3 separate regions of the Mus musculus genome follow, and regions 1 and 2 are each linked to region 3. The links are chromatin loops, found by intact Hi-C in ENCODE. Cell type or tissue: heart. All regions are shown on one strand. Links, peaks and the distances in the headings refer to the core of each region. The heading gives the core; the rest is flanking DNA. Region 1 has its middle 21 kb from the start of Esx1. Region 2 overlaps Slc25a53 (solute carrier family 25, member 53). Region 3 holds the start of Tmsb15b2 (thymosin beta 15b2).

What was found. Peaks named below come from ENCODE experiments on the same cell type or tissue, not always from the same donor. Only the 100,000 strongest peaks of a DNase experiment are listed, where the experiment ranks them.
Region 1: it touches region 3 in a loop (2.2-fold over the local background); 2 of 42 quality-filtered maps call a loop at or near these places.
Region 2: a loop joins it to region 3, with 3 times the contacts of the local background. A loop is called at or near these places in 8 of 42 quality-filtered maps.

The regions. Positions count from the first base shown.
Region 1 is chrX:137,136,228-137,146,860 of GRCm38, forward strand. No RefSeq gene overlaps it. Among named protein-coding and RNA genes, the nearest start is that of Esx1, 21 kb to the left of the region's middle. In heart, for the core only: CTCF peaks have their summits at 5,649 (motif pointing left), 6,536 (motif pointing left) and 8,647 (motif pointing left); no DNase peak of the experiment used is centred there.
Region 2 is chrX:137,014,191-137,024,823 of GRCm38, forward strand. It overlaps Slc25a53 (solute carrier family 25, member 53), which reads right to left. Exons shown (of 7, transcript NM_001082412.2): 5 at 2,059-2,149; 6 at 1,067-1,192. The coding sequence starts at 1,155. Among named protein-coding and RNA genes, the nearest start is that of Slc25a53, 19 kb to the right of the region's middle. In heart, for the core only: CTCF peaks have their summits at 1,345 (motif pointing left) and 5,331 (motif pointing left); no DNase peak of the experiment used is centred there.
Region 3 is chrX:136,954,518-136,965,150 of GRCm38, forward strand. Tmsb15l (thymosin beta 15b like) reads right to left here. Exons shown (of 4, transcript NM_207267.4): 3 at 2,218-2,322; 4 at 471-965. The coding sequence ends at 928. It overlaps Tmsb15b2 (thymosin beta 15b2), which reads right to left and starts at 3,462. Exons shown (of 3, transcript NM_001080967.4): 1 at 3,382-3,462; 2 at 2,218-2,322; 3 at 471-965. The coding sequence starts at 2,317. The coding sequence ends at 928. In heart, for the core only: a CTCF peak has its summit at 5,371; no DNase peak of the experiment used is centred there; H3K4me3 peaks cover 688 bases.

The DNA.
Region 1 (10,633 bases), core at 1,671-9,670, 180 kb after region 3:
TCCTTGGTGTTCCTCTTCTCTAGAAAGAATTGACTATGAATGTGATTTAGACATCTTGAGATGACATATACAGCAGTGCAGTTAGTTACCCTTTGAGGCTAGTCTATACAGCCCATAGAACCATAACAGCTACTGCCAGGCAGGCAAAATATGACAGACACTTCTCTTCCTCAGAAAGCTGAGTTACAGGTACTGTTTCTTTCCTTCCACCATGTGAGTCCTAGGGGTGGAACTCAGGTTGTCAGGTTTGCATTCTAATGCCTTTCTCTTTACTCACTGGGACATCTCACTGTCCTTGCCCTTTAGCAACTGTAAAGATTCTCCTTATTAATATTCATGAGAGTTCTTTGCATTGATATTTGTAAGCACCCTTGGCATCAATTTCCCCATAAACAAACAAAGATATTGTGGGAATGGAGCAATTTGGATCCCTAATTAAGAGCTGTGAGACTTTCCCTTGCTGCCCTGGCTGTCTGAGCAAAAAGGACTGACAGTCAAATCAGCCAGCTGGGCTTCCTTTAGGCTCTCAACAGCCCTCTTGGATATTCCAGGGATACATTGAGACAATTATGCAAGCATATTTAGCCAAGACTATTAGTATCAGACTTCTCGCTATCACAAGCCCCAATGGCTTCTACTTGACCCTGCAAGTATTTTCACCTTGGCTGGGGAGAAACATCTGTCCTGGTTGCTTCACAGAGTGACCGCTCTGACAGGTGCTAAGAAACAGGACTGTAGCTGGGTGTGGCAGTGCATGCTTTAAATGCCAGCACTTGGGAGGCAGAGACAGGAGGAGTTCCAGGTCACCTGGAACAAAACAAAATTGCAATAGATAAAAATCCGATTTTTGAAGGGCTGTAATTAGTGGAAGAGTAAGGCCCAAAATATGCCTTGATGTTTGGTATCTGGAGGCAGGGCTGCAATTAATCTAAAAGAAACTATGCTAATTGGTCCAACCCCCTCCTTTTTCAGGCTACAGGAACAGGCTGCTCAGGCCCATTTAGTGAGCGGGATGGGTGGAAAAGTTCTGATTTCCTCTGGTTTATTGGGAAGACAGTTTTTTTAAAAAAATATATTTTTTTTTAAGATTTATTTATTTATTTATTTGTTATATGTAAGTACACTGTAGCTGTCCTCAGACACTCCAGAAGAGGGCGTCAGATCTCGTTACAGATGGTTGTGAGCCACCATGTGGTTGCTGGGATTTGAACTCCTGACCTTCGGAAGAGCAGTCGGGTGCTCTTACCCACTGAGCCATCTCACCAGCCCCTTAAAAAATATTTTTTATTAGGTATTTTCCTCATTTACATTTCCAATGCTATTCCAAAAGTCCACCATACCCTTCCCCCACTCCTTCCCCCACCATACCCTACCCACCCACTCCTACTTTTTGGCCCTGGCGTTCCCCTGTATTGGGGCATATACAGTTTGCGTGTCCAATGGGCCTCTGTTTCCAGTGATGGCCGACTAGGCCATCTTTTGATACATATGCAGCTAGAGTCAAGAGCTCTGGGGTACTGGTTAGTACATATTGTTGTTCCACCTATAGGGTTGCAGATCCCTTTAGCTCCTTGGATACTTTCTCTAGCTCCTCCATTGGGGGCCCTGTGATCCATCCAATAGCTGACTGTGAGCATCCACTTCTGTGTTTGCCAGTCCCCGGCATAGTCTCACAAGAGACAGCTATATCAGGGTCCTTTCAGCAAAATCTTGCTAGTGTATGCAATGGTGTCATCGTTTGGAGGCTGATTATGGGATGGGTCCCTGGATATGGCAGTCTCTAGATGGTCCATCCTTTCGTCTCAGCTCCAAACTTTGTCTCGGGAAGACAGTTTTTAAAAAAGCTAATTTAGTTTACTTGATAGCTCATGATGCATGATCTTGCTTCATTCTTCCTAGTGCTGGAGTTAGTTTTATGCCACAAAGACTGCCTAAAATATAATATAACATAAATTAGTATTAGTGGTTCTTTGAGAGTTTTGCACAACTTGTGTCTTAACCGTATTCATCCATACTACTTCTAGATCCAATCTCCTTCCCTATCAATCAACTGTCTATCCTTTAAAAAATACCCTCCAGACAAACTTGTGCTGCCCAAAATGTTTATTTCTGTAGTCTTTCAGTGGACATGGTTGAACAATTAGGAGCCACAGTCTCAGAGAAAACTAACCCATACCTTCCCGTCACGTAACAACCCCCATGTGTTCAATGGTTAGGGGTGGTATTGTATGGTATTGTATGCCCAACTCCCCTCTACTTACAAGGATTTGGTCTGGCCTGGGATTGCAAAGGTTTTTCTGAATGCTGTCACAAGCATTGTTAATTTATATGTACAGGTGCCTTGATATATGCCAAAGATGTTTCTTACAGTTATTCTCCTCCTTCTTGCCCCTACAATCTTTCTGCTCCATCTCTTAGCCTTGGGTGGAGCAGTGCTATATTTTGCCCCCGTATGCTGAGCATTCTACAGTGGTTTTATTCTCTGCATCCTGGCCAGTTGTGGGTCTCTGTGATAATTACCGTCTACTGCAAATAAAAGCTTCCCAGATTAGAGCTGAGAGATGCACTAATCTATAAACAAATATTGTTTTAGGCATGTAACTTCAAGGATTGAGGGGATAGTTCAGCGGGTAAGAATGCTGGTTGTGCATGTATGAGTGCGTGAGTTTGAATACCTAGCAAACACACAAAAATCTAGGATGATTAGAAATTCCTGCACTGTAGGGTGGAGACACGTGAATCTCATGAGCTCATGGCCAGCCAGCTTAGATAAAATGGTGAGCTTCAGGTTTAGTGAGAGGCCAGTGTCTCAGGGAAATGAGGCAGAGAGTGGTAGATAGAGCAGGACATTTGACAACCTACTCTGGCTTTACACCCCCGCGCGCGCGCACACACACACACACACACACACACACACACACACACACACACACACAACACACACACACACACACACACACAAACACACAACACACACACACTCACACACACACGTACCATATACCACATACACCACATACCACCACACACACACCACACACACATACCACACACACAAAACCACCACACACACACACACACACACACACACACACACACACCACAACAACACAACAACACACACCACACACCACACACATACCTACCACACCCACACCACACAGACATACCACAAAGACACCACACACACAACTGCAACCACTCACATACTACACACATCACATACACACCACATACACAACCACCACCACACACACACCACATACCCAAAATACCCCTCACCCCACCCCACCACACACACACACACACACACACACACACACACACACACACACACACACACATCAAATATACACAGACGGTCACACTATCATATACACAAGCATAATGAAAATACAATTTTAGATGACAAGTTTTCTAAAAGTGTGAACCACCCTTTAACTAGCCCATGTTGTTGTATCCTATTTGATCATATTTCCTGTGATTTTTCTTGAGACAGGATCTCACAGGTTGGCCCCAAGCTCATTGTGAAGTTCAGGATGTCCTAAAACTCATGTGTGGGGCTTTGTTCTACTCTGCTGCTGGGCATGGCTGCTGGGGAGGCGAAACTTGGGGAGCTTGACTGTATATTCCAATGTGGCTGCTGGGCCTGTGGTGGGCTGTAGGGAAGTGCCAAGATACTGCTCAGAGGGTGGGAATACACAGTCTGAGATGTGGGAAATCAAACTGGTATTCCCTGACCCCCAGACCTCCAGTCATCACTAGAGTGCTGCACAGAGGAGTCAGGAATGAAGGATGGAAGGATGGGGGGGGGGAGGAAGGGGGAGTCCACAGCCCATGACAAGGCTGGGATCATTTGGGGCCTGTGGGCTAAGGACAGCATCTAGCTGGAGGCCCTGGGCTGGTTGCTCCACCTAGCTTATTGGGGGAAGATAGCAGTGGTTGTTTGGAAATGCAGAGAGGCCTTCTACTGAAGACTTAGGTGGGGCACAGCTCTGTAGGCAAAGGCTTTTTCTGTGCTCCCCATGGCAGTGGTAGATGAAAGAGACAGTCCTTGGCTCCAAACTGCTTGTTGGTTGTTCATCTTGGAAGATGGATGTGTGCCAACTGCTCAGGGTAGGCCAGAGATTAAATAACTTTTGCAGGGAGGAATATCAGGGCATGGGAGCTTATTGGCTAAACTCTCAGGGCCTCAGGGTCTCCTTTAGCATGGAGACCTATGTTCTGGACCTATGGGATCACAGGTCACGTTTCTTTATGTGGGAAGTGTGGCACACGTCCCTGGCCAGGACTGCCCACTTTCCCTTTCGTCCCTCCAAACCTTTTCCATCTACTGCAAAGAAAAGTTTCCTTGATGAGGGGTGAGGACTCCACTTCTCTGTGGGAATAAGGACAAACATTTAGAGTGTAGATAGGGATTATGATGGTTTGGTCGTACTACTTTTCCAAGGCCCATGACGTCACTAGCCCTGGGTTTCCAGTACCAGGCCTAGTTTCCCTCTTGTTATGTGAGTCACATTTACGATTCTTTAAAAAATTTAAACTGCATCCATGTCTTATCTTGTCTGCCAGCCTGCCTGCTCTTCCCTCTGTATGCAATTGTACCCGAAGCATAGGTAGAGAGGTCAGAGGACAACGGATAGGAGTCGGTTCTCCCTTTCTACCACGTGTGCCCTGAGGATTGAACTTTGTTGTTCAGGTTGGGTGGAAACACCATTTCCAGTGGAGCCATATCTTTACCCTTCAAGTACGTTTTTATTATAGACGTACATCACCATGCTTTACCCATTTCTTCTTCTTCTTCTTCTTCTTCTTCTTCTTCTTCTTCTTCTTCTTCTTCTTCTTCTTCTTCTTCTTCTTCTTCTTCCTCTTTCTCCTCCTCCTCCTCCTCCTCTTCTTCTTCTTTAAAAAAAAACTTTACTTATTTATTTAGAGGGGGAGCGATATCATGAGATCATGCTGCCATTGTTCACAGGAGAATATTCGAGGGCAGAGGATTCTCCTTCCACTATGTGGGTGTCTTGAGGATGGAAGGTGGCCAGGCTTTATACCCAGTGAGCCATCCTGCCGCCCCACATTTACTATCCTCATCTCTGTTGCTATTTTTATACAAAAAAGTAGGAGAGCACACTAGACACGTGTGGGGCTCTCATTCAACTAAGATAGATTTCGTATATGAAAAGAAAAGTTTTATCAGCCTCTTTGAACCTGTGTGTGTGTGTGTGTGGGGGGGGGAACGTGGTTTCTGTATTACAGACGTTTTCAGAAAGTTTAAGCAAAGGCAAACCACTTGCCATAGGGCTCACATCAAGTATTTTATAATTAGAACAATAATTATTATTTTGGAGGCATTTGGCACCTTGATTAAATGCTTGCTGCAGAGACTACTATCTTCCTACTGTTTCTGCATCTTAGATTATGAACTGAACATATATAGTGTTGGAAAGGATACCTGTAGCTGGCCATGTACTGTCACTAGTTATATCCAGTTATTTGTGCTGGCGTTGGGAAAAAAAAGAACAAACAAAACCAAACAAACAAGGTTTTCTTAAGAAGTAGGAGGTAGTGTTTTGGTAAGGCTGAGAGCTGGCCTGCAGTTTGGGGCCATTAGCTGCCAGACTCACCCTGCACTGATCAAGAGCTCCCTCTGCTGGACAACTAGGTTTCAAGCATCCTCCTCGGTTTTAAGAGTGAGTGCTTTTAACTTCCTCCGGAGAATCAGCTGGAAGACTATAACTAAAAGGAGAAGCATGCCGGCAAATATAACGTACAAGTAGGAACAAATCCAAATATAAGACATGTTCCAAGGGATCTTCGGTTATCAAATGCTGAGCTAAAAGGTTAAATACAGCCAGGATCTCTTGCAGAAGAAAATGGTGAAATAAAGGAGCAGACAAATGTGATCAAGGATGCTCTGGACATGGCTGATGTCGGTAGTAGCACAGCACGGGCCTGGGCAGAGAGACATACTGGAGGAATCTACTGATTGACAGAATGTCTCTAAAGAGAAACGTGGCATGGGAAATGGAAGCCCTTGGATTTGTCAGTTTGAAGTGGCATCTTACTTTATATATAAAAAAATCCTTCAGACTAACTTCCAATTCATAATTATAAGTTTACTTATTCAAAACTTATTAAACATGAAATGTGCAAATATCATGCAGTCAGATGATAGCTGATATAGGCTCCTTGATGAAAGACACACATTCCTTACCTTACAGGTGGTGTGACTTGGAACATGTTACCTCTACCCTCAGTTGCAGGCAGAAAAAAAAAAGTAGTTATTTTGTAATTACACCAGTAGTCAATTCTCTTAAAATAAAGGGTGGGCACAAGATGTTTTCATTCTATTATTCTGAGAGATTAATAGTTTTGGTAGATTGTGGTGGTTTCAATATGCTTGGCCCATAGGAACTTGTACTGTTAGGGGATGTGGCCTTGTTGGAAGAAGTGTGGCTTTATTAGAGGAAGCGTGTCATTGTGTAGGCAGGCTTTGAGGGCCCCTGATGCTCAGTCTCCTCTCAGTGAGGAAGAGCGCCCCCTCCTGGCTGCTTGTAGAAGACAGTCTCCTCCTGGCTGCCTTCAGATCAAGATGTGGAACTCTCAGCTCCTTCTCTAGCACTATGCCTGCCTGGATGCTGCCATGTTCCTGTCTTGATGATAATGGACTGAACCTCTGAACTGTAAGCCAGCCCCAATTAAATGCTGTCCTTTACAAGAGTTGCCTTGGTCATGGTATCTGCTTACAGCAGTAAAACCCTAAGTGAGACATACATTTTGATCTTCTTGTAGTATCAATTGTCTAGGAGCCTTAACCCATCTTTCCTTCTGCTTTTTAAAAAACACAGAGGAGAATGTTTTGGGGAGATGGAGTAAAGGCAGTTACAAAAGAACAAGCAACTTGCTTTACAATTGTGTTAATGTTTTACTTTATTTTGAGACAGGGTTTCACTGTACATTCCAGACAGGCCTTGAGTTCGCTGTGTAGCTCAGGTGGTCCTTGAATTTGGATCAGCCAGCCTGCCAGGTACTGGGCTGATAGATGTATTCACACATCCCCAATTCACTGAACCTTTTCTTAGGCCGTGGTAACTCTGATGACTTGGCAAACCCCCTAAGGTGTCTGATCTTTTTTATTCCGTCTGCTTCACTGCCTTTCAGCTGGCACCTTTCTAAACTTTAGTGTTTAGTTCTGAAATGCAAATCATTCCCAATTCTGCTTCCTTACCTTCTGGGGTGGGGTTGGGGGAGAGCAAGCTCCCGTTAGGCAGTTTGTGTGATTTCAGAAGAGTGATGAAGGAAGGCTCTTATCTCCTCCTTCACCAGTTTGGAAAGGCATCCGTTCCTACTAGTACTAAAAGTTTCTAGGAGAGGGGTGACATTTCTGCCAGCATGAGATTCTCACCACAATCACTTTCTTACACCTCCATGTTCTTGAAAAAAAATTTTATGTATTTTATTATTATGCAAATATTTTGTGACTTTTTCTCATGCACCACCTGTGTCCCTGGGGCTCCAGGAGGCCAGAACAGTGCATCAGCTGTCCTGGGGCTGGCTTGGCAGACATTTGTGAGCTGCCATTTGCGTATTGGGAACTGAGTATTGGTCCTTTTCAAGGGCAGCAAGTACTCGTAACCACTGAGCCATTTCTCCAGATTGCATTGCATTGTCATATTCTATTTTTGTGGTTATCACTCACATCAGCCTGACTCATGAGTGAGAATCCTAGTTTTTGCGCCAAAGCATTGGAGGTCAAGAACAAGAGATACGGTGTATTTGGAAGCAGTTCCCTGGTAGGGCAAAAGGGACTGGCAATGCATGCAGCCCACACAGAAGCTGGATTTTTGAAGACATTCTAGCTTTGTTAAGTCCTTCTATTTCTGTCCAGTAAGGAAGCTTAGGAGAAACCCGAGAATAGATATTTCAGATATCCCACACATTTTCCTCCTAAGGTGCTGGAAATTTGTGAGTTAAAAAATAAAGTACTCACAGCAGCAAATACGGAGACAAAGTGTGGAGCAGAGACAGAAGGAAAGACCATCCAGAGACTGCCCCACCTGGGGACCCATCCCATATACAGTCACCAAACCCAGACACTATTGTGAATGCCAGGAAGTGCTTGCTGACAGGAGCCTGATATGGCTGTCTCCTGAGAGGCTCTGCCAGTGCCTGACAAATACAGATGTGGATGCTCACAGCCAATCATTGGACTGAGTGCAGGGTTCCGATGGAAGAGCTAGAGAAAGGACTGAAGGAACTGAAGGGGTTTGCAGTCCCATGGAGGGAGCAAAAGTGTCAACCGGCCAAACACCCCAGAGCTCCCAGGGACTAAACCACCAACCATAGAGTACACGTAGAGCGACCCATGGCTCCAGTTGCATATGTAGCAGAGGATGGCCTTGTTGGATATCAGTGGGAGGAGAGGCCCTTAGTCCTGTGAAGGCTGCATGCCCCACTGTAGTGGAATTTGAGGACAGGGAGGCAGGAGTGCGTGGGGGAAACACCCTCATAGGAGCAGGGGGATGGAATAGGGGGTTTCTGAGGGTGGAAACCGGGAAAGGGATAAAATTTGAAATGTAAATAAAGAAAATAGCCAATTAAAAAAAAAAGAAAAAAGTAGTTTTAGTACGCCCTCATGTGGCCAAATAGCATACTGCAGCACTGACTTAAAAAAATTTTTTTTTGTATTTATTTACACAACAAATGCAGTTTATCCTTCTTGGTGCCCCCTCATAGAGTTCTTCCACCATCTCCCCCCTTTCATCCCTGAAAGCGTGCTCCCCCAGGTATTTCTTCACACTGTGGCATCAAGTGTCCAGGGGATTAGTTGCATCCTCTCCCACTGAGGCCGGACAAGATAGCCCTCTGCTATGGATCAAACCATGTATGCTCTTTGGTTGGTGTCTCAGTCTCTGGAAAGTTAGTTAGTACTGTTGGTCTTCCTGTGGGGTTCCTATCCCGTTCAGTTCCTTCAATCCCCTAACTTTTCCATAGGGGTTCCTGACCCCCATCCAAGGCCTGGCTGTATCTGCATCTGCCTCAGTCAGCTGCTGGTAGAGCCTCTCAGAGGACAGCCATGCTAGGCTCCTGACTGCAAGCACAACATAGCATTAGTAATAGTGTCAGGGTTTGGTGCCCCTGCATGGGATGGATCCCAAGTTGGGCCGGTCACTGGTTGGCCATTCCTTCAGTCTCTGCTCCATTTTTGTCCTTTCATTTCTTTTAGACAGGAGCAATTTTGAGTTGAAAAATTTGTAGGTGAGTTGGTGCCCCCATTTCTCCACCGGGGGTCTTGTCTGGTTTCTAGAGTTGGTCTCTTCAGGTTCCAAATCCCTATTGTTGAGCATTTCCACTAAGGTCACCTGCATTGACTCCTGAGAGCCTCTACCATCCCAGGTCTCTGGGACTTCCTAGAGATTCTTCCTACACTCAACCCACTGCAGCTGAATATTTTCATTCATTCTCCAGGCCCTCTGACCCTCTCTCCTGACTCTCCCAATATCTGATCTTGTCTCCCTATTCCCCTCCCTGTCCTTCAACCTAGGCCCCTCTCCCTCTGCCTCCCATGACTATTTTGTTCCTTCTTCTAAGTAAGATTTAAGCATCTTCACTTGGGCCTTTTTACTTGTTTAACTTCTTTGGGTCTGTGGGATACATTTTGGGCTTTCTGTAGTTTTTTGGCTAAACTCCACTAATCAGTGAGTGCATACCATGTGTGTTCTTTTGTGACTGGGTTACCTCACTCAGGACGATATTTTCTAGTACCATCCATTTGCCTAAGAATTTCATGAATTCATTGTTTTTAATAGCTGAGTAGTACTCTATTGTGTAAATGTACCACATTTTCTGTATCCATTCCTCTGTTGAGGGGCATCTGGGTTCTTTCCAGCTTCTGGCTATTATAAATAAGGCTGCTATGAACATAGTGGAACATGTGTCCTTCTTACCGGTTGGGACATCTTCTGGATATATGCCCAGGAGAGATATTGCTGGATCTGCTGGTAGTATTATGTCCAATTTTCTGAGGAACCGCCAGACTGATTTCCAGAGTGGTTGTACAAGCTTGCAATCCCACCAACAATGGAGGAGTGTTCCTCTTTCTCCACATCCTCGCCAGCATGTGCTGTCACCTGAATTTTTGATCTTAGCCGTTCTAACCTGTATATCAAGGTCATTTTGATTTGCATTTCCCTGATGACTAAGGATGATGATCATTTCTTTCTCTCTCTCCTTCTTTCTTTCTTTCTTTCTTTCTTTCTTTCTTTCTTTCTTTCTTTCTTTCTTTCTCTCTCTCTCTCTCTCTCTCCCTTCCTCCTTTCTTTATTGGATTTTTTAAAATTTACATTTCCAATATTATCCTATTTCCTGGTTTCCCCTCTGAAAAAACACTCCCCCTATCACTTTCTCTGCTCCCCAACCCACCCACTCCTACTCCCTGGCCCTGGCATTCCCCTATACTGGGGCATGGAGCCTTCACAGGACCAAGGGCCTCTCCTCCCATTGATGTGTGTGACAAGGCCATCCTCTGCTACATATGCAGCTACAGCCATGAGTCCCACCATGTGTTTCCTTTGGTTGGTGGTTTAGTACCAGGGAGCTCTAGGGGTACTGGTTAGTTCATATTGATGTTCCT
Region 2 (10,633 bases), core at 821-8,820, 59 kb after region 3:
TGCCCTCTTCTGGTGTGTCTGAGAACAGCTACAGTGTACTTACATAGAATAAATAAATAAATCTTAAAAATAAAAAAGAAATGGGAGATGAATTCTCATCCTGTTTGACCCATTGTAATTTGGTTATCTGACAACTTATACCTGAGCCTGTTAAATCATAATATCTTATTTCCCACAGCGAATCAGACCTGGAAGCATAGCCCACTAATTTCAGCTACTTGGAGGACTGAGGCAGGAGGCTAGCAAGTTGAAGGCCTGCTGAAGTTACAGAACAAATTCAAAGTCAACCTATGATAGTCAGTGAGATCTTTTCTAAAAATAAAAAGAATAAAGCAGGGCTGAAGGTAAGGTCAGTAACAGAGGACTTGTGGAAAGCCATAGGTTTAATCTATTGGAGCAGGTAGCCAAACCACAAAACAGAACTCGTTGAGGACAAAGATTATGACTTCCTAAACAGGAGGACTAACTGATTTAATACTCTGCTTTCCTCTACAGAAAATGCCTCGTAGTTCACACTTCAAGTGAATCCAACATATAAACCTTGTCTGGACCGTGATTTAAATACAGCAACTGCAAACTGTTTTTTTAATGACACAACCAAGTAAGCCTGAACACTGGCCAGATATTGGATTATTATTCCGGATTTTAAATTTCCTATCAGGATTGCCATTTTAAATGTCTGCATCTTCTAACACTATGGAAGAAAGTATTCTAAAATGAATGTTACCTTCAAGTTGCCTGAAAATAATACAGAGCTGAGGACCTACAGCACTTATACTTGAAGTAATACTGGCAAAGCCTAGTAAAAAATTGCTAAATTAAAGTGATAGATAAAACAACAAATTAATCTTTCAGGGTCTCATATTTTTATAGTAATTAAGGTAAGTTATAATACTCTACTTCTAACTAGAGTATCTGGTGACTCAAAAATGTTAATTTTGCTTTCCTCCTCATCCTTTAAGTCCATTCTCATGGTAGCAAATCCAGGGATGATCAGGGATGCGGGAACTAGAATCCTAACAGCTGAAGAACTAGAAGTACACTGTGCATCATTTCTTTCTTCTACCTGGTAACCCAGCAGGTACAGCAAGCAGTACATGGCTCCCACAGCAGGTACAGCGGCACATGGCTCCCACAGCAGGTACAGCGGCACATGGCTCCCACAGAAGCCTTGGGCAGGAATGGAAGTGTTCTAAAACCAAGGGAATAAAGAGAAATAAAATCACCACTTGATCTTTTGTAGCCTTGACAGAAAACCAGATACAGACATAAACATGGCCTCTAGGCTAGATACCGAGGCTGGTTTGCCTGTGCTGCTTAAATCCATATGCAATTTCGCCACCTGGTGGCTACTTGGCATTATTTCATTCGGTGTCTCTACATTTTATTCTGAGAACTCTGGCCATACTTAGAAAATTCTAGAAGGGCACAAAGCCTCTGAGTGAAATTTTAAATGAGGCATTTAAGTTAATCACATTCTTCCTCATATCTTACCTAGTTTCCTGGGGATCAAAAAAAATACTTATAATTGAGGGTGGAAACTGTTTATCTATAGGATTTATGGGATGCCTCAGCTGTACTCCCATATCCACAGACAAAGAAATTATCTGTTAAGTGCAAAACACATGATCTTACTTGGTGCCAATGGTACTCATCCAATTTAGCCTCAGCTAAATTCTCAAGACATAAGAAGAAACCACATTGAGCATTTTTTATTAGTTTAAATCCTGACTACTGCTAAGAAGTTCTGACTCAGCACCCATACATAACAAGATTATTTTTTCATATACAAATCTATTGTACCCCAAACAGGATAAAGCCTATGCACAGGTGCTTTCCAAATGGCAAAATAATAACCTTCCCAAAACAGCAATGATAGAGTTGGAGAGATATATTGGTAATGACGGACTTGCCTAGCAGGTGCTATGGGCTAGGCCAATTTCTACACTGAATGATAGTACAGACACACACGCATGCACACACACAAGCTTACAATCATGTAATGATCAAGAAAGCAATTAAATAATGGTTAAAACACTGATATTTGTAGCCTTTTACCATTCCTTAGTCCAATATTTCCATCCCCTGGCCACTCTCGAAAAACCTTACACGTTGTGGAAACTACATGTTGACGTCACTGGGCATCTACCTAGAAAAGAAGAAAGCACAATTATAAATCTCTGTAAGCTTAGAACATGAACTTTAAGACATGAACTTTTACAATAAATGAAACAAGAGACACTATGTGGCTTATCATCACGAGGTCTATTGGTAGTAGTATTCTATAGCAAATATCTTTGAGTGCTCGCTAACAAAATAATCCAACAATGTACTAGGAATCTATTCTTGATAACAGAAATAATGAAGCACCCATAAAAGCTATTGACATATGCAAATTATAAAATAATTTAAAAGTGAACTGAAGTCAAGTATGGTGGTATAATTCTAGCATTGGAGAGGCAGAATCAGGGATACAGTGAGTACAGGCCAGTCTGGCTACACTGAAAGGTCTTGCCTCCAACACACACACACACACACACATACACACACACGCCTGCAATCTAAATTCTACCACATTAAGAGAATAAAATGTCCATACATGTTATTGGAAATATTATATTTCCCTCTCAAGTAATGATTAAAAAGAAAGCAAACCCAGCCTTGTAACATCTAGTAAATAAACACTGTGACTAATGAAAATGTAAGTTATGTCCCCCAGACTCTTCCCATGAGACTGCACCATTCCGACCTCACAGCCAATTTCCAGTGAAAGGGCTACAAAGTCAAAACTTCTCCCAAGTTTGCTTTCCCTCCTCACCCAGCCAGTCTATGGGAGTAGGTGTGCATTAGGCAGAGGACTAGTGCACAGAGGAGAAAAAGACATCACTCATGACGGGCATTGGATTGATTACCTTTCAAGAGAGAGAGAGAGAGAGAGAGAGAGAGAGAGAGTCTCCTACTGACGGTCTTGTAATGAGGTTATTACACACCTTAGAAATCTAAAACCTCTAACACACTGTCCACCCAGTTTATAGATCCTCCAGCTATAAGGCCTGGCTTTGGGCCTAAATGCTTGCATGTATTATTAATACAAAAACCCATCTGTATAAAACAGGCAAATTAATGTATACAGAATTTTGGCCAAAGCTGAAGAGAAATTCTCGATGCCTCTGCCTCACCCTTAGCTATGTTACAACTTACAAAAAAGAATAATCAAGGGGTGGAGGTACAGCTTAATGGTAGAATGCTTACCTAGCATGTATGAGACCCTAAGTTAAACACAAGTCATCTTTAAAAAAAAACATTTTAAAAAGATGAAGCAAAAAATCAGGAACTATACACTTGAAGATTTAGCCATAGGCCTCAGGAGCCTACTTACCTGAACAGGAAAGTCAGTCTTCCTCCTAGTGTTAAATACCAGAGCTCTTCTACAGAGACTCTCCACCCCCAACCTGGCCTTTCTGGAAGGGTCTTTAGTTCTCAAAGAATGGCTTTAATCTTAGCATCTTCCTGGTTCCAGGACAAAGGCAGAACAGACCTACCTAGGCCAGTTGGAATGGCCTGTTGTTATTTGTGTCCTGGGGGCTGGATTTAATTTGTGCTGCAATCTGGGGAGAGATCTAGCAGGGAGCCAGATGGGAGCCTCTAATCAATGTGTCCTGACCTTAACTTCCTTTTCGGTTGGTGGGAGGGTTTCACAAGTTGCTGGAACTGTGGGTTGCTTCCTTCTAGAAACTGTTTAAGGCTACTCTGTGAAAGGAAACCTGAAACAAAGATCTGCTGCAATTGCATTCCTGACTGTGTGGCCCTGAGTTTGAAAAAATGACTATAACTTCTGATGATAATTAATCTTACAATTAATCTTTCTCTGTCAAGTATTGTCACAATTGTATTATTGACATAATTTACCAGAAATTAGAAATACCCCTTTCATGTTATTGATGCCATAAGTGGGAACAAGAGTCCCATTGTAAATGACTACCACTTGAGTATATAACTCAGCTAGGGAGTTTCATTGAAAATAGGTAATGTATCATTTTAAGCGTGTATGGTTTTAGGCAAAGTTGAAGGAAATCTTCTTTGTTTAATTTAAGAAGAGTATCTTTGTTCCCCCATTGAAACGTGCATTAAAGGACAACAGGAATGGTCCCGTTTTAGTACAGTCAAACAACACCAACAACTGAAAAACAGACCTAAAAAAGTAGTGGAGAAAAAAATGACACTGGTCTGTATAATTAATTTGAGGAGGAGATTTAACAAAAAAAAAAAAAATCAATGAGGAGACAAGGAGCAGCATAAACAAATGGGAGTGAACAGCCCAGAGAGCTGCGCAAGGAGTCAACCTCGGGGGCACAAGGAAGTCTCTACAAGCCACATGGAATAAAAGGCTAGTTCTAAAATCTATAAAGAACTTGGTTGCACTAGGTGGCAGTGGTGGCGCACGCCTTTAATCCCAGCACTCAGGAGGCAGAGGCAGGTAGGTCTCTGAGTCTGAGGCCAACCTGGTCTACCAAGTGCGGTCCAGGATAGCCAGGGCTGCACGGAGAAACCCTGTCTCAAACAGCGAACTCAGTTGCAATAAAACAATGACTCAACTTAATAATATAGACTTCAATAGACATTTCTTGAAGAAAGACATACATACATATGGTCAATAGATACATGAAGAATTGCTCGTAAATGATACTGATAGGGAGGATTCCATGCCTCCCCTGTCTGTTCAAGAGCTCATGGATCTATCACCTCCGTCCCAGGAGTTCGGGGCTGAAAGGTTTGTGTCATCACACCAGGTTATAGTAAGTCCCAATTATAAGCACTCCTCCTGGGATCCATTTCCCTTCGATAAGCAAAGACATCAGGGGCAAGACCACCGAGCCTTTCACTGGAAGTTGTTGAACTCCTTTTTCTTCTGTGTTCCCCACGTGCCTTTACAGAAAACTTGATGGCTTAAGCCTGGTAGGCTACCTATATACCAGAACTGCTATCCTGCACATTCTACCGATGCACTGCGGAAACTACACAGCGATTCTAGGTGACTGCTCTGGCTTCTGAAGGAAGGCATAGCCCCAGTCAAGACAGTTTTAGTGTGGGGGGTGGGGTGGGGCGGGGCTTTTGCTGTTGTGTTAGCCTGTGACACTGTGAGTGATCTCCCATTTCCTCTGGTGCTGTTTCTCCTCTGTGCACTAGTCCTCTGCCTAATGCACACCTAGTTCCACAGACTGTCTATGTGAGGAGATAAAGCAAACTTGGGAGAATTATGATTTGCAGTGAACTCTCCATGGCTTGGAACCACTTCTACCTTATAAGGGAGAAGTGCTCCCTCTGGTGGCCTAGCTAGGACCTGCTTGGACTAGTGTTAAAGACAGTATTGGGGACCTTTACCCTGCACTTTTGTTTGGACCTGGGAATCAAGGAATTCCTTAGCTCTTGGCATCAGCTTGTGTTGCAGGTTTTTATCAGACCCATGTACTGGCACTACTTAGACCTTGACATCGACCAGTGTTCCAATTCAAGCCTTAGAATGTTTGAGGCTTGCCAGCTCTGTGGAACTCTTCAACCAACCAGGGCTTTTAATCTTTCTTCCGGCTCAGCCCCTCCACCCTCCTGACTTCCAGGACCCAGTTCTTCCTGCCTACGGGGAACGTAATTACAGAGCTGGGCTTAACGGCAGCTGTGACCCTGTAGCTATGCAGGGACAGATCCTCAAGATAGATCCCTATTGAAGATACCTTCTTGGGGATGCACCTAATGGCCGCTCAATCTTGATAAACGGAGATGCACATCCTAGCACAGCAATTTTGCTTATCTCAAACAGGCCTGCATAGAACACTACTCATCTCTGAGGTATTTTGGAGGAATCCATCGCTGAGCTAAGTTCTGCTCTCTGGTTTAATGTCTCCTGAGCAAAGAGGTTAGTGAGGCCTTTATAACATCCAGGCTATCAGTTTGAATTTCTTCTGCATCAGTCTCTGGAATAAGAATCATTGGTGGGGCTGGAGAGATGGCTCAGTGGTTAAGAGCACTGACTGTTCTTCCAAAGGCTATGAGTTCAAATCCCAGCAACACATGGTGGCTCACAACCATCTGTAATGGGATCTGACGCCCCCTTCTGGTGTGTCTGAAGACAGCAACAATGTACTCACAGATATAAAATAAATAAATTTTTTTTTTAAAGAATTGTCGGTGTGCAAATATGAGGACCCAGCCAGGCGTGGTGGCGCATGCCTTTAATCCCAGCACTCGGGAGGCAGAGGCAGGCGGATTTCTGAGTTCGAGCCCAGCCTGGTCTACCAAGTGAGCTCCAGGACAGCCAGGGCTATACAGAGAAACCCTGTCTCGAAAACCCAAAAAAAAAAAAAAAAAAAAAAAAAGCAAATATGAGGACCCTAGTTCAAAACCCTAGCACCCAACAGGAGGATCCTTGGAGACCTGCTGCCAGCCAGCCTAGCCCCAGGTTTAGTGAGACTCCCTCATCTCAAGGGATTAATGTCTAAAGTGAAGAGCAGGACATTCAAAACCCTCCCCTAGCCTCTACCCCAACACAAAGTTTTTAAAGAGATTCTGAAGATAAACTCCATTCATGTAGGGGTTGGGTGGGGAGCTGTCATGGAGGCCAGAGGAGGGCTTTGAATGTCCTGCTCTTCACTTTGGACATTATTCCCTTGAGATGAGGGAGTCTCACTAAACCTGGGGCTAGGCTGGCTGGCAGCAGGTCTCCAAGGATCCTCCTGTTGGGTGCTAGGGTTTTGAACTAGGGTCCTCATATTTGCACACCGACAATTCTTTAAAAAAAAAAAAAGATTTATTTATTTTATATCTGTGAGTACATTGTTGCTGTCTTCAGACACACCAGAAGGGGGCGTCAGATCCCATTACAGATGGTTGTGAGCCACCATGTGTTGCTGGGATTTGAACTCATAGCCTTTGGAAGAACAGTCAGTGCTCTTAACCACTGAGCCATCTCTCCAGCCCCACCAATGATTCTTATTCCAGAGACTGATGCAGAAGAAATTCAAACTGATAGCCTGGATGTTATAAAGGCCTCACTAACCTCTTTGCTCAGGAGACATTAAACCAGAGAGCAGAACTTAGCTCAGCGATGGATTCCTCCAAAATACCTCAGAGATGAGTAGTGTTCTATGCAGGCCTGTTTGAGATAAGCAAAATTGCTGTGCTAGGATGTGCATCTCCGTTTACCAAGATTGAGCGGCCATTAGGTGCATCCCCAAGAAGGTATCTTCAACAGGGATCTATTTTTAGGATCTGTCCCTGCATAGCTACAGGGTCACAGCTGCCCTTAAGTCCTGGGCTGTAATTGCACTCCCTGCGGTCTTATCAGGAAAAGTGTGATTCAGCCAGGTGGGCAAGCTGAAAAGAACACTAGCATACTTTAAAACTCTGGCAAAATCCTTGCTGTGTGAATCACCCATCTGCCCAGGTGGCCAGACTTGCAGGCTCCTGCCTCTTAAATTGCTCAAAGCGTAAGCTGGGTCCTGGACATGAAAGGAATTTGAGGACTACAGAGACTATAAAATGAATAAGCCTAAGGTGTATATAAGTTAGTAAAATCTTCTATCAGGGGCCTGTTCTTCTTTGGGCACTAGCAACAGCTGGCCAGACTTTTCCAGTAAAGAGATTTTCCTTTAACAATCTCTTAAGTGTGCAGGGTGATATTTCTCACTGTGAAGGCATATTGTTTCTATAACAAGCTAACTCCCCAAACCCTCCTCCAAGTATCTTAAAGCACTATATCAATGAGTCCACTCAGACCCATTCCTGGGGTAGTTTGGTGTCCTGTCCACAGTAGGTTTTTCTTTTTTTTTTCTTTCTTTTTTTGTTTTTTGTGTTTTTTTTTTTTCGAGACAGGGTTTCCCTGTGTAGCCCTGGCTGTCCTGGAACTCACTCTGTAGACCGTGCTGGTCTCTAACTCAGAAATCCGCCTGCCTCTGCCTCCCAAGTGCTGGGATCAAAGGCATGCGCCACTAACAGAAGACAGATCGCCCTCTAAAGTTTGTCAGTTCCTGAGCTCCAAATTAGATGGCAACTAGCAGGCTGTAGAGGGAGAGAAAATGAAGCTTTACTTCCTCTGCTCCCCAGAGCCCCGAATACAACACTCAGCACAGGCTTGGCGCTCAGAAGAATCTTCCCACCAGTAGTGGAAATGTGCAACCAGTGGCCTAGAACACTGCGTAAAATTCATCCGAATGGGATCCCCAGAGTACGGATGGACTCTGGGCAGCAACAACCTTCTCCAGAATCTCAAGGCTCCTTTCAACCGTGTGCCTCCCTTCTCTTATCAAGAACAACTGAGTGATGCTTTGGATCCAAGCCCCCAGAACAGTGATGTGTCCTCTGCAGAAGCCAAGAGTTAGGCCCATCTCTTACTTCCTCCATTCAGTGGTCCCTTCTCAATGTGGCCTTGAGAGAAAGAAAAAGGCCTCTGATCCCTTCCAGAGGTGTAGCTAGAAGTTTGCTTCAGACACAGCTTGAGGGAGCCACCTCCCAGTTCTCCAGCCATCTCCAAACTCTAGCCAGGGGTCAACCCTGGGAGTTGCAGGGCATTGAAATGACCTGGAATTTGCTATAGGGCCAGAGCATTGGCCAACTTGTTCTTGTACTTGGAATTTTTTCTGCTAAAACAAGAGCTGGGCCTGTCCCTTTCTCATCTGTTGAACCTTTCCCCCAATTTCTAGTCTAAGCTGATTGGAAGCGTACCAATCATTCTGATGTGAGAATGAATTTTCTTATAAGAACAGTTTATTGTGATTCTTTTAAGCTGCTGGGCCAATCCTGACTTTCAACGTGCCATTTCTGAATCTGTAACGTTCTACTGTTTCCCACTTTTGTGTCTCATACCTAACTCTCCCTGCATGCCTGAAGCACAGGGCCAGAATTTCTAGGTTGGACTCTCTACTTATTTTTGGATCAGAACCAGGACATTGTGAGCAAAACTCTGAAGCCTGCTATTTATTCCATTGCTTCATCTTCTGAAGCGTGGGCATAGTAGCGATATATACCTCTCATGTGCTAATGAGGAAAGAAGCAATGAGCTGAACTAGAAATTGTAATTCATAAAAATGACAGGATTATCTCACAGAATATATATTGTTGGAGTAAATAATAAATGATTAGAAGTAATCTAGGGGCTGTAGACAATGGAACAGTGCTTACACATTTATCTTTCATTTAACCCCCAACAACATTTAGGTAATTGTTAAGTACACTCTCCCACTTGTTTGTGTTTTTTAAATTAAATATAATTAATTGATTTAATTTTTTTTAATTTAAAAAATTTAATTAATTAAAAAGTCTGAACCAGTGGTGTAAAACTTTCTCCTTGTTTTGAACTCAAAGTTTCCACTTCTAGAGCTGAGACAGAGGGTGTGGTTGTGCAGGCCTTCAATCCTAGCCCTTGCGAAGCAGCAGCAGCAGGCTACTGGTGAGTTATAGGCAAACCTGGTCTCTACAGTCAATTTCACGTCATTTCAGGACCACATAGTGGGACTGTGTCTCAAAGGAAAAAGGACCTGACACAAGGTACAACATTTACAGATACTTCCTATATGAAGTGAACCAAGCCAGGCTTTTAGAGAAATGCAAATACTACATGTTCTTGCCTTTGTGAAATCTAATTCCATTACAGTCAGAGACAGAAGCTAGGGTGACTAGGAAGTAGAAGGTGGGCGTGGGGTGGTGGAGAGGTGGTGGTCAAAATAAGAAAACTTTCAATTGGATGGGAGAAATGATTTTTAAAAATCAGTTTCACCTAATTCTTCTGTGTGTGGGTGCTCTGGCTGCCCGCAGTGCATGTGTACCTGGTACCTGCAAAGGTCAAAGGAGAGCAGCGGACCCCCTGCAACAGGAATCCAGACACTTGTGAGTTCCCTTATGGCAGCTGCGAAATTGAACCTGGGTCCTCTTCAGGACCATTCAGTGTTTTAACTGCTGAGCCATCTCTCCAGCCCCAGAGGAAAGATTTTTGAGCTCTCATATCAGTATAATCACTATGGTAATAAGAGAGTATTGAGCTTTGAAAATTCTGTGAGTCTATTTCTAATGTTCATATCTGATAAACTAAATACGTCAGATAATAGTTATATTAATTTGCTTGACTGAATCATTCCAAGACAAGCTTAAAAATCAGAGAAAAGTATGGAGATGATGAGGGAAGAAGCACTTCACCCCAGAACCTGAGAATAAATGAGACGACTCAGCACACTGATGAAATATAAGCTGCCTGCAGAAATAATGCCCTCTTTCCCAAAGACCGCTCAAACAAGGTTGGTAAAAACAACAAAGGAACTGGTTACCTGCAGCCTTGCTGGTTGTGATCGTGAATATAACCAGACAAGCACTTGTTGCTATATACCCCAGGTAGTACAGCTGATGAAACACTTTAACAATTACAACTGGAAAAGGAATTAATTTCAGTAAAATAAGAAAACTAGCTCATTGTTTTCTCATTTAATTTTATGCCTAGCTCTTAAATGTTACTTAGTCCTGGAACTCATAAATTATATCCTCTGGGCAGTTTATGCATATATGGCTCCTTTGAATGCCCCCATTAAATTTTCAGTATGTGCTAAATCAGTCTCCCTACTTCAAAAGCTCTCTAGCAAGCTTTAGTAAAGCT
Region 3 (10,633 bases), core at 1,512-9,511:
TACTAACCTTATGAGAATGGCTCTCAAAGGGACTAAATTAGCCAAACATTGGGAGCTAAAAGGATGCATATGAACTGGGAGAGACACATTAAATCAGCAGCTCTCATGTTCACTAAAAGAATCAAAATGCTTGGTTCTTAAGACAGTAAACTCTATTCAGTGCAAGGACCAGAAAAGAGATGAACTAATTTGTCATCTGCAGAGGTTACATTCTCAGTGCACACTCAGTAGAAGACTCTGTTGTCTTTACTTACAGGATCTTTTATCAAGTGTCTTCTGCTCCCTCCACATCCAACTCCAGGTTTGGGTGTTTCCACTAAGTTGAGAAACAATTTTAAGGATGCACGGTAATCTTTTCCATCCCATAGACATCAATTTAGGCCCTATGCTGACATTCTTTCATTCCAAAAGGAAGGCATCACTCAGTAGCACTTCCTCACATTTCACACATGTGCAATCTGCTCAAGAGGTTTTCTTCCAACCATGTTTATTGGAAACAAGTACCCTTGTGTAATTTTATCCCTTAGGCTACAAAGAGTGTACCATGGGAAGTTTGGGACTATAATTTAATGTCACAGTCGAAATGAAAATAGGCCCAAGGAGCTGTGAAACTATGCAAGGTCACAAAGATGATAAAGCAACTGAGCACCTACTGTAGGTTAAAATTGTCTTGCCTTGCAAAGCAAATGAAAAACCTATATGCACCAAGGCCAACAAAAGAGTGTGGACAAGGAAGTTACACACCAGTGAGCAGTACCAAAAAAATTTAATGATTCATAGCAAATGCTGACCTTTGCAGCCAGGGTAGTAAATGGATCTACCAGGAGCTGCCTAACATGTCTATATATTGCATAGGGTTACAGAAACAAGCCTAGAGCCATGACTGTTAGGCAATGTTGTTGTTGCTCTTGAAAGGAGAGTCTCATTTTATGTTCTTTCATTGTGTTCTTTCTCTTGCTGGATAGCTAGGGATAAAAAAAGAAACATGAAAATATCATTAGAGAGCCGGGCATTGGTAGGACACACCTTTAATCTCAGCACTCAGATCAGAGGCAGGAGGATTTCTGAGTTCGACGCCAGCCTTGGTCTACAGAGTTACTCCAGGACAGCCAGGGATACAAAGAGAAACCCTGTCTGGAAAAACGAATATACATATACATATACATATACATATACATATACATATACATATACATATACACATACACATATACATATATACATATACACATATACATATACATAAACATATATATACTTATATATCATTAGCAGAGGATTTTTCTAATGTCTAGTGTCTTCCTAGAGTTTGTACAAGGCTTAGCTACTGTGAACTAAGGCCTGGTGTTTGAAACCTGCACCATTAAAAAGAATTCTGTGCTAAATCTTCAAATGGCCTCATACATGCTTTAATTTCAAAATACTATGTAAGGTAGCACCCACAAATCCTCACAAAGTGCTATGTGAGAGTACATAGCAACCCTTATAATATCCATTAGAATCTGAATCAACTATATGTTTTATATTCCACTTAAGGTAGGTGTATGCTGATGCCACTATTTGACACTAAATGGCAAATTAAGTACTCCATAACAATACATCTACCACACTCCAATAAGGAAAGGTATATTTTCAGACCGTTTTGTCTGCTTTTTGGAACTGTCTGATAATTTTGGTGTAACAGAGGGCAAAGCATGGCACAGCATTTGTGAGTGATATTCTCCAGGAAGCTGAAAATCCGGGGAATAGCAGCAAACCTCTGCGTCTGGGGGCAGCAAGCATATTCGAGATCTGAAGTCACTCCATTTACAAAAGGTCAGAAGCACTGGCACAGTCCACTAGGGGGACAAGATCACACTCAACCTTGTCAAGGCAGCAAACACCACAATTACAAGTGTATATCCCTGGATTTTGGTTGTTGTTGTTTGGTTGGTTTTTTTTTTGTTTGTTTGTTTTGATTTTTGGTCAATTATTTCAAGATTAATTTTAACGTGAGTTTCATAATTTTCAACAGAAAATAGCTTTTGTTTCTTTATATTACTGATGTTTGTTATGCAGAAAGCACTTACATATCCCCAGTAACAGAATCGGCTACTGGATATTTGAAACTATTAAGTCTGGTAAGATATTATTTACTCGTGAAAAACGTAAAAGAACATAGCATAGGTTTCTTGACTGACTACACCAACTTTCCCTACTAGAAACCCCATGACTTACTTTCCTTCGACGGAAGAGTATTTTTTACTTCAGTATTAGTTTTCTTCAACTTTGCTTTGTCAAATGTTTCAACTTCTGACAAGTCTGGTTTATCGCTCATCTTGTCTAAAAGAAAGACAAAACAAAGTTGCCCACTAGAACCATGATCAGATTAAGAGTCACAGTAAAAACATTCATTTACTATCAGTGAATGTTTTGCATGCTGTTTTCCAAAACAACGGATCTTAGAAAGTCGTGTTTGTCTTAGAGTCCTCTGATTGCAATGCATTAGCTCATTTCTGGTGGAAGTAAATGAGAGCAGACAAAGATGCTGGAGAAAGCAAGATACTCTAGAAACCAGCAGTGGGGACGTGGGGGTGTGGCTCACTTTAAAATTCCCAGCAAAGGCAAAATAGAAGTGACAAAAATTAGCAGATAAGAATAGAAGAGCAAATAAGGGCTAGATTTGACTAGGGAAGACGTGAGGGACTATCTGAGCATTTTCACCTTCTAGGCAGTTACTTTTAGGGTATTTGGGAATGGTGGTGAGCATCATACAGAAAAACTGTCATACAACACTGTACTGACTTCTAAAGGATGATGAAAGCTGGTATATTAACCATTAGAGTATGAATGAAAGGCAAATACAAGTTTCACACTATATCTTCTTGTAGCCTTAGTAAACATGTAAGGGGGAAAGATAAACAGGTTGAGACTCAGAACTTCAGCAGAATGAAGTAAGCCAAATAGAGTTAAGTTCTACTTCACAGTTTTCACTGTTACTAGGTAGGAAAGCAAGGTACACATGGAGCCATCCCTGGTATCTTCTGAATTTCACAAGTGGATCAGGAAAGGAACAATAGGAAAAGACCCCAAAGGTCAGAAGGCAGAAATCTTCTGTATCACCCCAGTGGGGCAGGACACAATCTGTTGACCAAAGTATAGTGGAGAATCGTTATCTTCAAAGCTGCCACATGGCCAAACACAATGTCATTCAATCAAGGATACCCGAAGGCCCTCTTTTATGCTGAAAGCCAGAAAAACTGGGATTCACAACTTTGTAACCACAGCGCTGGACAGAGGGTGAGCAGACAGCTTGGTCCGCCTTAAAACACAAAGACAATAGAGCAAGCACTAGCAGTCGCCACTGTGCTTGGCCTTGCAAATGCCAGGGGAGATTCTCACCTGCCCGTTCCAAGACTCTCTTCAGGCCAGCAGTTATGTCCACAGTTACCTCTGGATCAGGACTGTGCTCAGGGGTGCAGTGACCAACTGATTAACTCTGCCGCGGGTACCGCCCCTATATCCCGCCCATCCCCTCTATGATTGAACAGAAGGTCTAAATGTAATCCCTACACAGGCGTCTCTGATTGGACAAATCCCGGCTTGACACGCCCCCTCCTCAGGTCTAGTGTTCTGGGTGGCTGTCTCTGTTCTGTTTACCTGCAGCCCACCTATAGCATGGCTTGATGATGCCTAAGAGATAATGATTGGCAAGGGTCAGTTCCCCTTCTCTTCCACAGATTTAGCCCTGGGGTCCACAATTCCTTCCTTACAAATGCATTCATTCCTCCGCCGATTTAGAAGCCTCACATTAAACAGCTATACCTTACCCAGTTAAATTTTAATATCTGGACTTCGGGGGCCAAACTGAATGAGTTGTACCCTGCATTCTTGTTGTTGCTTTTGTTGTTGTTGTTGTTGTTGTTGCTGCTGCTGCTGTTTTGAACAGATGCTCAGTAACCTCTGTCTAATCTCTGCTCCGCTCGTAATGCAGACGTGAGAGTCAGTGGTTCAGGGCCATGCATTCCTGAACATTGCCTATGTAATCATGTGACAGTTTAGACTTTTTGTGCCATTGACCAGGAGAAGAACTACTTTAGAATTAGCACAAGGCAATCTACAGACACTAGTTTTCACTTAGAACTTTGGTTGATGCACAAGAAACAGAAGATGGAAACTGCAGTTACCTCCTCGCAAGGCTTAGGGGTTTTCCCAGAAGAGGGGCAGAACGATTTTTAAGAGCTAGAGGCACTGGACTACTACAGTGTTTTTTGAACAGATGTGATTACAGGTACATAACCTGATCAAAATTAAAATAAGACCATATCTCAGCGTGGGCAGCTGAGAAGTACTGACAGTTGACGGTTGTTTGGAAAGGGAGAGGCAGTTTTCTTCAAAGGTGAGGTCCCTGAGAGGTTACACATGTTCCAGCAGATAGCCCAACTCCCGGGCATATACTGGCTCCATCTTTTCCCCCTGCACATCTTGTAGGCAGGACAAATTATAGGTATAAAGTTATGTGGCTGGGTTGGTGTCCCAGTCTCGCCATTGGAAGTCTCACCTGGTTCCAGGAGATGGCAGCTCAGGCTCTATATCCCCCATTGCAAGGAGTTTTAGCTAAGGTCATCCTCATAGATTCCCAGGAGTTTCCATCGCCCTAGGTCTCTAGCTCATCCCAGAGAAGCCCATCGTCCGATCTCAGTACACTCTCCCTCCATCCTTTCCCCACCTGAGCCAGGAATTATTTTGAAGATGCAACATTAAGCAATGGCAACATAGCCCAGACATAGAGAACAGTGAGACAGTTGACTCAGGATATACAAATGCTCCATATTTGATAGTATTTTGTTATAAATGAATATGGAGAAAAAGGCTAGTCGACAAATGATATAAGAATACCCGAATATTTATCTAGAAAATTTGAAAGTGAACATCTCGCCTCATAGTGTTTACATGCTAGGGTTGAACCTGGGGCCTTGCACATGCTAAGAAAGCACTCTCACCTCCAGCCCCCATCCTCACATTTCACGTGAAGTCAATTCCAAATATATTTTGAGAAGTTAATGTGAAAGGAAAAACTAAGGCTATCTATTCAAAGAAGAATTGCTCCTCAGGAAACACACAGACACTGTAAAGAGAACACACAAAGGATTGAAGTGAGAACAAATAACTCCCATAATTAATTTTAAAAACTGACAAAACTCAACTAGAAACCTGACAAATGTCTTGAATAAATGACTAACAAAAGAAGAGATCCTAATGTCCAACTGACATATGTAAATATGCTCAGCATTATTAACAAGCAGGAAAATCAAATCATGAGACTTCATTTTACTGGCACTGGGTTGGAAAACTAATGTCAGGTAGTGCCGTCTGCTGGCCTGCAGGTGGAGCAACAGGAACTGTTGAACACAGATTGGAAGGGAAGAACTCTGTGTGTGCTGCATAAAATGTTAGGCAGCATTCAGTTACACTGAAAGTGTGTACACCCAACAAACCTGTAATTGCATTCTTAGAAAAATATCCTACAGAATCCTGTATGTAGACACGTAGTTCTTTATGGCTGAATCATATTGTGTATACTTGTACCTATTTTTATATGATGGTATTCAACTCTAGATTTATTATGTCTTTAAACCAATATAGTTGTTCATTAGCTCTTGATTTCATTGATCTCAAGTCCTGAAAGGAACATTTCAAATATGCCAAAAATGACTAATGATCACAAAATGAAATATTAATAATGACTTTTAAATTAACAAAACAATTATTGTAGTGTTAATTTTACTCAGAATATTTAAGAGGAAAAAATGGTAGGTCTATGTAATTTTCCAATATTCTTTAGGTTTTATGTGAACTGATTTACATTGTGCCATGCTTTGGTTGTAAATCATCATAATTCCATAACTTAACATTTCAACATAAACATTTAAAAGTTGTGTGTAAAGCAATTAGCTTAAATTTAAACAGCTACCACAAATTAGTCTTAAAACATGCTCTGACCCTTTCAGGCCTGAACCAAAGGGAAGCCATTGTTCTCCTAACAAAGTGAGTTCCAGGACAGCCAGGGCTATACAGAGAAACCCTGTCTCCAAAAACCACCCCACACCAAAAATAAAAAAAAATCATAGATATGGGCTGGAGAGATGTGGCTCAGTGATTAAGAGCACTGACTGCTCTTCCAGAGGTCCCGAGTTCAAATCCCAGCAACCACATGGTGGCTCAGAACCATCTGTAATGAGATCTGATGCCCTCTTCTGGTGTGTCTGAAGACAGCTACAGTGAACTTAGATATAATAAATATGTAGGCCGGACTGAGTGGGGCCAGAGTGAGCAGGGCCGACCAAAGCAAGCAGGGCAGGAATGAGCAGAGGTCCTGAGTTCAATTCCCAGCAACCACATGAATGGCTCACTAGCATCTGTACAGCTACAGTGTACTCATATACATAAAATAAGTAAAATAAATCTTAAAAAAAACATAGAAACAAGGAAATCTGTTATCTTCAATTCTTAAATACAAAACTTAGCATTTTGAAAATGTCCCTGTATGCATGTATTAATATACCCACCCACAGAGGCTAAAAGAAAGACACTTGATCCCCTGGAGTTACAGGCAGTTGAGTCACGTTGATGTGAGGCTATGAACTGAACCTTAGTCTTCTGCTTAGCTGGTGCTGTGGATCTTATTTCCTACTGAACAAGTAAGTTGTTTCTCCCTTTCCCAAACTATGTTCTGCCTTGCTATGGCTTGATGCTAGGCCTTGTGTGTGTGCCAACCAAGTCTACAATCAGATTCACAGCCTCCAACCCAAAATTTTTTTGGTATGTGTGTGCTATGTGTTTGTTAGTATTTGTGTATATGTGTATTGTGCAGGTGTAGATGTGTGTGGGCATGTGCATACATGTGCATGGACAGGTATACTAGTAGAAGTTAGAAATTGATACTGCTCTTCTTCTACAGCTCTTCAAAAAAATTTTTTTTTGTTTTTTAAATCAGGGATCTCATTGAACCTGGAGCTAACGATTGTGGCATGAATACCTGACCAGAGAGTTCCAGAGGTCCTCTTGCTGTTGCTGTCCCAGCTTTAGGATTACATGCATGTGCCACCATGCCTGACATTTTATGTGGATGTTGTCAATTCCCGCTTGGATCCTCATGCTTGCAGAACAAGCCCTTTACTGATTCAACCCTCTCCCCATCAAAACATTTGTTTTTTTTTTGTTGTTGTTGTTGTTGTTATTGTTTTGGTTTGTTTGTTTGTTTTAAGGTAGTAAAAAGTTGTGGCGTGAAGCTTTGTTTCAAAGTTAGCTGTAAATTTGGGGGTGAGACCTTCCTCCCATCTACCTCTGTAGCTTCCTTCCCAAACTATAGTTTTCTCAGCACAACACCCTACTCCTCTGTGACTGAAGGAAGGGAAGAACAGTGGTTTCTGGACGTTCCCTCATGCCATGATGCTCAGCACCTGGCAATTTTCAAGTTTTACCTTTTATATGTATAGCTACAGAATACGGCAGGGTTTTTCATGGTGTGCTCTACTGACATTTGGCACAAGATCATTCTTTATTCTTACTGTCTGTTTTAGACACAGAAGGATGTTTATCAGGGTCCCTGGCTATTACTCACTGCACACCAGAATCACAAGTCATGTTCTACATATGGAAGCATCAAAACAGCACCATCAGGGCATATAGCTCAGTTGACAGAATGCTTCCCTAGTGTTCATGAAGTCCTGTGTTTAAGCCCTATCACCGTATAAACTGCCCATAATGGTGCATATATGTAACCCATCATTGGGAAATAAAGACAAATCAAGGAGGCGTTCAAGACCATCCTCAACTACATATTGTAAGACCCTCGAAGCTGGGCCTCTGCTCAAGTCCCGGGATGAGCTGGCCAGCACCCCAATGACTCGAGAGAAAACCACACCTGATGCAAACTGCAAGAGGTTATATTATCAGCTAGCTGAGGATGAACTCTTTCTGCCTTGCAGGGCAGGGTAGTTTGCACCAAGCAGTGACAATTAGGGGGCTTTTAACAGCGAGCTGAGGGATTGTGAAGAGTTGGGAAGAGGGTTGGGAAGAGTTGGGAGGAGCTGGGCAGAGTTTTTTTCTTCTGGGTGTCCTTGGTGAAATTTAAAAGTCAGACGGATTGGGGAGTGAGTTCTTTCTGAATTTTTATCTCCATGTCCTCAGCACAGGAAGCAAGGCAAGTGCCTGGCTGGGTCTTTTACAATGATCGCATCTCTAGTTGTAAAGTATAGAAATAAAATGCTTTTTGCTGGCTATAGAGAACAAAGAGCTTCTTCTTCCAGGGAGAAAAACTCTAAATGGGGGTCTCACAATATCAGGTTCAAGGCCAAGTGGGAAAACATGAGAAACCCACTCCCCACACGCACACACTTAACAAATCTTAAGACATGGACTAGTCATATTAGATGCAACTTGGGGGCCAAGACACAAAGGAAAACTTACAATCAAGAAAGAAACAAGAGTTACATGTGGCAGCACAGAGCAGTGGTCTGAGCTACTTGGGAGGCTCCACAAGAGGTCATTTGATCTTAAGTCCAAAAGATGCCTAAGCAACTCAGTGAAACCCTGTCAGGAGGGAATGAGAGAAGGAGATGGAGGGAGGTGGGGAAGGAGGGAGGGAGGGAGGGAGGGGGGAGGGAGGGAGGGGGGAGGGAGGGAGGGAGGGAGGGAAGGAGAGGGCCTTCTGTTGCAACCCAGCTATACTTTGACCAAAAGGTTCTCAAAGGCTCCTTTTATGAGGCTGAGCCTCAACTTCTTTACCATGACCACTTCAATCCTGGGCCACCAGCTGCCACTGAGCAACAATGACATCCCTTGGCTTCTCACAGTGCTGAGCCTTACCTGCTCTCATGAGCCTTCATGCCTTCAAAATGAGTGCCACCTGGGTGACTCTTACATATTACCAAGTCCAGCTGCCAGCTTGAGGTTCAAACTTGGCTGCTTTTGGAGCCCAGCTTCTGTATGCTGATGATCAGGAATCACTTCCCAAACTATTTCACCTCAGTGATTATGGTCTCTTCTTAATCACTACTAATTTCTTAGTTCCAGCTAACCAGCATCAATTGTCCCAAAAACACAAGGTTTTGCTTTAGTAGTTCTGTTATCTTGTTAATCACAGCTGATTCTTCAGCTCCAGATGACCAGCACCACAGATTCCTCATAGAAAAAGGTGAGTAAAGTCTTTGCTTCCCTCGGAGAATTCACAAGCCACACTTTGATTGTCCGCAGTTCAACATCTCTATCTCCCAAGATCCCACAGAACAGCTCACTGAGATCTCAACACTCAGTAGCTTTTCTAACTCCAAATCCCAATGTCCTTCCACAATTCTCCCCCAAGACATGGTCTTGTCTGTCACAGCAATATTCTCCTTGGTTCCACTCCCTGGAACCAACTTGTCTTACTTAGGGTTATTATTGCTGTGATGAAATACCATGACCAAAGCAACTTGGGGATGAAAGAGTTTATTCAGCTTATACTTCCATATCACTGTTCATCATCAGAGGAAGTCAGGACAGGAACTCAAACAGAGCAGGAATCTGGAGGCAGGAGCTGATGCAGAGGTCATGAAGAATTGCTGTTTACTGGTATTCTCAGCCTGCTTTCTTATAGAACCGAGTACCACCAGTGCAGGGATGGTACCACCCACAATGAACTGGGCCCTCCCCCATCAGTCATTATGCACTTAAAAAATGTTTTAAAGGCTTGCCTACAGTTCAATCATGTATATAAGCCCAATGGATGTATAGAAGTTCAAGGCACCGTAGCTGGGGAGGGGTTAAAGAGAGGGAAGGAGGAAAGAGGGATGCACTTCTTCAATTAAAGACATATTTCAAGAAAAGAAAAGAATACTCTTCGAAAATGAGGCTGTGATATTTCAAGTCCTTTGGGAAAGGCTGAAGCCTCAGTGCCTTTGTGACATGTGAAACAAAACTTTTTTTGTCTGGGATGGCAGTGGCAACAATAGTAGCAGAAGTGCCTTGTCTTCTATTTGATGTTTTCCAGGTCATCTTCAGGAGCTCTTGGGAAATGAGACCCTCTTTAGAAAATGTGGCAAGAAGAACGGATCAGCCTCCACCAATGCTAGTAGTAGTGAAGGACACAACATGGTGGCATTGCTCCCATGTCAGGAGAAGAATGGATCAGCCTCCACCAATGCTAGTAGTAGTGAAGGACACAACATGGTGGCATTGCTCCCATGTCAGGAGCCTACGTAATTAACATCTGACTGCATAGTATAGCTTGCAACAACGTTGTTGTTTGTTTTGGTTGGGTTTGTAGAGGTTTCCAATATGTCTCAGTTCTGCTGTCTTACAGGCTGTACCAAGGCAATATATCATGGTAGGAATATATGGTGAAAGCCGCTCATTCTAGGGTGGTCACTAACTTAAACCTTAGAGCACAAAGATGAGAATAAAAAAGTGAAGAGGAGTGGCCCAGATGCTAATGTGTCTTTCAAGGGCACATTCCTTTTTTTCTAATTTCTTTTTCCTTTTTTATTAATCATTCTATTTATTTACATCTTAAATGGTATCCTGCTTCCCAGTTACTCGTCCATAACCCCCCATCCCAAATCTGCCTTCTCCCAGCTCCACTTTAGCTCTATGAGAGTGCTCTCCCCCATCC